2 separate regions of the Homo sapiens genome follow, and region 2 is linked to region 1. A link is an interaction called in ENCODE POLR2A ChIA-PET data of the cell type or tissue named here. Cell type or tissue: MCF 10A. All regions are shown on one strand. Each heading gives the region's core, and the rest is flanking DNA. Links, peaks and the distances in the headings are about the cores only.

Evidence for each region. ChIA-PET counts read pairs that join two places held together with the same protein. Peaks named below come from ENCODE experiments on the same cell type or tissue, not always from the same donor. Only the 100,000 strongest peaks of a DNase experiment are listed, where the experiment ranks them.
Region 2: POLR2A ChIA-PET joins it to region 1 with 10 read pairs; 3 of 35 experiments call an interaction of 5 or more read pairs at or near these places.

The regions. Positions count from the first base shown.
Region 1 is chr12:15,215,341-15,218,264 of GRCh38, reverse strand. RERG (RAS like estrogen regulated growth inhibitor) reads left to right here. Exons shown (of 5, transcript NM_032918.3): 2 at 662-836. The coding sequence starts at 776. Among named protein-coding and RNA genes, the nearest start is that of RERG, 4.6 kb to the left of the region's middle. In MCF 10A, for the core only: no CTCF peak of the experiment used is centred there; no DNase peak of the experiment used is centred there.
Region 2 is chr12:15,154,106-15,157,029 of GRCh38, reverse strand. All of the region lies in intron 2 of RERG (RAS like estrogen regulated growth inhibitor), which reads left to right. RERG-AS1 (RERG antisense RNA 1) reads right to left here. Exons shown (of 3, transcript NR_046559.1): 2 at 2,690-2,790; 3 at 1,747-1,834. Among named protein-coding and RNA genes, the nearest start is that of RERG-AS1, 3.6 kb to the right of the region's middle. In MCF 10A, for the core only: no CTCF peak of the experiment used is centred there; a DNase peak (open chromatin) is centred at 1,569.

The DNA of each region.
Region 1 (2,924 bases), core at 305-2,804:
TGAAGTCATCATAGAAAAGGAATAACTTGGAGCATGGCATTTATCGTTTTTGTACCAGGGCATTGTGTCCAGCAAAATATAGAAATGTAATCTATGTATTATATATTGATTCCTAGAACATGTGTATCTGTATCTGTCACAGGAATTCATCATGTGATCAAGTGTGAATTGAGAAAAAATTTAACTTTGAGATGCAAAATTGAATTGTGTTGCATTGGAGTTGACTAATATGAATGTATGTTATTCAACCCAAAGAGACATGAAGAGGCCCAAAAGTGACTCTCTCCATTGCCCCACTGCATGTGTTTGTACACTGAATGCTTACAGATAGATGGTAAATGTGTGTATTCACTTTTACTTTCAGTTACTATCAAGAATCAATACCTTCATAAGAAAATTTCTTGAGGAAGTACTTTAGAAATGCTATTGTGTGTGATAATGCACGTTTTAGTACCAACCAGATCCAAATCCAAGTCCTGAATCTACCATTTATTAGTTAAATCATTTACAGTAAGTTACCATAGACTTCTCACAGGATAGTGGTAAAGATCAAACCAGAAAATGTTGAAAAAGTGAATGGTGGCTGGCATATAGTAGATGCTCAATAAATATTAATTCATTTTCCAGTCACTTATGAATTCCCAAATTTCTTTTGTTTAAGGATTGTGGACTCTTCCAAGATTCACAATGATATGGTGAATCCAAAGACTGGAACCAAAAAGATTTACTCAGTGCTTTAGTTTTAACAACAGTAAATTGTCTACCAACACCCATCATGGCTAAAAGTGCGGAGGTCAAACTGGCAATATTTGGGAGAGCAGGCGTGGGCAAGTCAGGTAAGATTTTCGTTGTGGTTGTTATAGTGTGTGTGTGTGGGTGAGTGTGTTTCTTTATTACTGTTTCTTGGGATTGGGCAGGTGAGTAGTTGGTATTCCTCCTATTTTCATTTCTTACTCTTTTAGATAAAGTCTCTTCATCTAGAACTTTTATTTTGCGTAATCGACTGTTACGTATCCTTTTGCTTATTTATGCTGAAGTAGCTTTGCTGATAACACACAAGATAAAGGATATATCAGAGGTCTTGGCATTCTGATTTTTAACAACCTCCAAAGAAATCAGATGATGGAAATTAAAAAATATATATTTGTTCTTTTCTCTATGTATGAGATCTTGAGGGACTGATTTTACATCTCATTCATTTTGATATTCTCAGCAAACAGTCCAGTGTCAAGCATGTGTTAGGTGCTTTAAAAATGCTTAAGTGAATCTAGCTTTATCAGAAACAGAATTGCATTATTGCCAAACACTCAAAAATCCTGAGAGGATTCCTGAAACTTTAGGAGTGCATGCTCTCAAGCAAGATAGCTATTGCGAATGCCTCTGCAGTGAATTTAAATTAGCAAGTTCTGGCTAACATCAGTAATTCAGAGACTTTGTTCACTATCTGAGAAATCGCTAGCAGACCTTTAAGATTAAGGGTGAAATGGTGGAAGTGAAAAATGTACCTGCTATCTAATTTGAAAAATACATCTTCGATCTTATAATTAAAGAATTCCAAAGTCAACGTTGCTGAAACATTAGGGCAGCATGACCTTTCAGGGTAACCTCTTGCCTTAGTCTCTTACTGGAGGAAGGAACCATAATTAACTGTACACAGAGCTTTTGGTTCTCAGGAAAGGACTCAAACAGATATCTGGTAGGTGCATGTTTGTAGAGGGAAACCTGTTTGGAAATAAACTGTATAATCCAATACATTAGGTAATCCACAAAATCTTAGACAAATACACATAATTGCTTTTTAATTCTGTGACCAACCTTTCTTTTCTAACCTGCTGTCTGGTTTAATTTCAGCAGTAATCTTCCCTCTTCTAAGTCTTTGTCTCTCGTTTTTCTTTTAATTTTCTCAAGAGTACTCTTTCCTGCTACCACCATTTTCTTCTGTTTGGTTTGCTCTTGCCTCTGGCAGAAACCACACAAGGAAAATAGATAGTTGGCAAGGCTAAGAAACTGCCAGCCTTCACAAGATTGAAGATAGTTAAACTCCTCCCTGTTAATCTCCTCAGTGTTTCCTAATGGCGTGAGAACCTAATTTCTGTAGCTGGTAGAAGGATCTGGAGAATGAGGAAATGATTCCTGTGAGTGGAGGATGGAGGGAAGGCAGTGTGGGAGAAGATGTGCACTGCCAGCAAGAGCTTGTCTAACTCCTTGTGAGTGCAGGGTCTAGGCTTGAGGCTGACCATTTATTCCTTCATTCCAGACTTCCAAAGGCAATAAGGGAAGGAGATTTTTTAAAACCTTGTATCATTTGTTAAAATAACCTACATGCGATTTAAGAAGTCAAACATAAAAATGAAAACTCAGCTGAGAGAACCACGTAGCTGTACGTGCGTCCATCCGTTTCCCATCTTCATGATCTCGGAGCAAGCTGGGTGTCTCCTCCTGTCAAGGCTCATGCATCAGCCTGAGCTGGGATGCCTGTTTTCGTTGCCTTTCCCCACATTGTTTCAATTATTCCTCTCATTCTCACCTGACCATTTTTCCTCACGCATGTCTTCGTCCACTGCTTCATCTTTTTCTTTTCTTCAAGCTTATTGAATATGGGTTCTTCCCTTACTGTCTTATCTTTTTTTAACTCTCCCATTCATTGCTTAAAACATAGCCATCTTCTGTTACAACCATGCTACTGAAACTGCTTTTGCTAAGGTCACTACCAAACAATGACCAACACATCTAATGATCATTTTCCAGTTCTGATCTTCTTAGACTTCTTTCTATCATCACACAGCTGCTTATTCTTTCCTGAAATTCCTTCCTTCCCAGGCTCCCATGACATCACACTCTTTGGCTTTGCTGCTCTCTCTCCGTAGCTCCTAACTAGCTGTTTTCATGGGTTTGCTCTTCGTCTGCGCACTTCTCAAAGTTGA
Region 2 (2,924 bases), core at 334-2,833, 61 kb after region 1:
GAAGATGGTTTCCATTTTCCCATTTTGCAAGAGGGGCAATGGATCCTCTAACAACAGAGCCTGAGTTAGTATGTTATCATGTATTACCTCGTTTAATCCCCTCAATATCTCTATGAGATAGGCACTATTTTTATCCCTATTTTGTAGCTCAGATACAGGCTTAGAGGTTTAGAGAAGTAAATAACTTGTCAAATGTGAGTAGTAGGGTTGAGATTTGCACGAAAATGCGCCTGACTTCAGGGTCTGACTTAAGCTTAAACTGCCTTGTTTTATTGATCATATTGATCACTCTATTTCTTTCTCCTGAGGACTCGCAAAGCAATGATAATACCATTCTGCTCTTGCATCATTTGTTGCACATTCTTGTTTAGAAAGAAAATACTAACAACTATTAGAGATTTTCTGAACCTAGTAATTTCATTAACAAGCATTCCCCAAGTCTACAGGGCAAATTTTTTGATACTCACAATGTTACTTCTTGTGAAAATTTTGAAGTGATTTCTGAATCATCAGAGAGATAGAGATTAAAGTGACACTGTTTTAAAAGTTGGTAATTATCATACAATTGCATGAAAGCTGATGTGGTATTTGTGGTAAACTTCCGTATTAGGATGGGTAAGCCTGTATGGCAGGGTTCTTAACCTGAACTCCAGATCCAGCAAAGGGTCCACAGGTAGATTTCAGGGGGTCTGTGAACTTGTATGGGAAAACATTTCATCTACATTTTCATGCACCCTTAAATGACATTTGGCACTGCCTTCCATGATGAATGTAGAAACAAATCACAGTGTTAGCAATACCTGTGACTTTGTCCCTAATAGAAATGATGGATATTTCCATTCGTATCAGTTGTTGCTGATATCTCAAAATGTTATTTTTCGTCATCATTAATGTGAAATCATAATTAATAAGCTCAAGACCAGATTATATTGAACATATTAATAAAGAATGTAATTACTATATCACCTATTTATTTTAAAAAATGTTTTTCTAACAGTATATCAATATTTATAAATATATATATATATTTTTTTATTATACTTTAAGTTTTAGGGTACATGTGCACTTTGTGCAGGTTAGTTACATATGTATACATGTGCCATATTTCATCATAGTTGATTTTATTTGTAATGACATATATTTTATATATATTTAAAAAGTATTATTATGAGAAATAGTTCAAAGGCTGTGCACAAATGGTTTACAGCACAAAAGGGGTGAAAGATCCAGCTCTATAATATAAACTTCATGGTAGCCCTAGTGGAGAATACCCTTGCTTAACAACTGGCTGTTTTCAGAGTCCCCTGGGGGCCCTGCAGTGACTCCAGGAGTAGAGAAAGGCTGTAAATGCTAGAACAAGATAATTGTCAGGTACTACCAAGAAGCCCTACCCAGCCTTCCCAATTAGAAGACAGGAGTCCCCCAATCCCAACCACTTTCAGGTCCTAGTTTCTGCCCAACCCCATTACCTGTTCTTCTTACTCAATTTTAATGAAAGCAGCTCTACTGGCAGCAACTTCATTGTGACCCCAGTGCTCTGGCAAGCTGGGCCTGTGTCAGCAGGCCACAGGGGTGGATGAGAGCCAAGACTTTTGTGATTGCCTCTACCCTCATTTTCCTGTGGAAACACAGCTCAGAAGGACTATGCTGGAGGGTTGATCAGCTTGGTTATGTATTTGCTTTGCGGAAACCTTAAGTTGTCCTTTTATGTGTCACTTTCTCTCATTTCATTTTTTTAATCCTTTATTTTCCAACAGGCAGGTTCTGGTCACACCTACCCAGGTGGCACCAGGTGTGTGCATGTTTTTCCAAAAGTTACAATGCAGCATAGACACTGGAAAATGAAGATGAAAAAACACAGTGGTGTTAGATTACTTCATATACTTCAACACCATGCCTGCTTTTTCCTTTTTTTAATTGCTTGTTTTATATTCTTTATTTAGTTTTTTCCAGTCTGAATATCTCTTAGCTGAGTTTCTTATCCCAATTAATCATTTTATACATACACTGGTTTCTTTTCCAAGTCTCTTTGTAAAGCAAGAATCAATATGAGGTGTCAGTGTCTAAAGCCTTCACACTTAGCAACTTAACATTTTAAAAAATGAAAATATATAATACTACAATTTCATTTAAATTAACTATTCTGAAGCTCCTCCATCAAATATTAGGAAAGACCCTTTTAAAGTTTAATACATTTTTAAAATTCTAGGTATGAAAATTCTGTTTACATAATAGTCTTTAAGTTGCTGTCTCACCTAAATAAGACACAGAGGCAGTGTTTATGAATATGATTGCCGAGTGAGATTGAGACAAATTTCAACCTACATTGATTGTCCTATTTGGCAGGAGACCAACGAGCTGCCACATAATGTACGCACCAGAAGACTGGCTATGTTCTTTGGCCATCAGCGGATGTCCATGGTTGCTGCCTATAATTGCAGTGTTTTTCCCATTCTGCAAATTTCTCATTAATCAGGTTACTTTAGCTATTTGGCCAAATTTTCCTCGAAGAAAATGAAATACAATCAATCCCTGATTCTTTTCTGATTATTAGAGACACTGCTCTCCTTCATAAGGAACAATAATCAAAGTAGAATTTATATTTGGCTTCATAATGCAATATGTGAGTTTTTCCAACAGATTTGCCCTCTTAATTGCTTTGGTCTGGCAAACTTTAAAAGGAACTTGCCTTACGTGGATGGCAGTATGAGGTTGTCCAGAACTGAACCGGGTGGTTGGCAATCTGAACAAAGCTTCTGTGCTTTATTGATTGCCAGGGAGACTCGGGGGCTAAATGGCAAGCCAAAAGACAAGGATTCAGAATATATAACTGTACTAGTTTGCTAGCACTGCCTCAACAAAGTACCACAAGCTGGGGGGCTTAAACAACAGAAATTTACTGCCTCATGCTTCTGGAGGCTAGA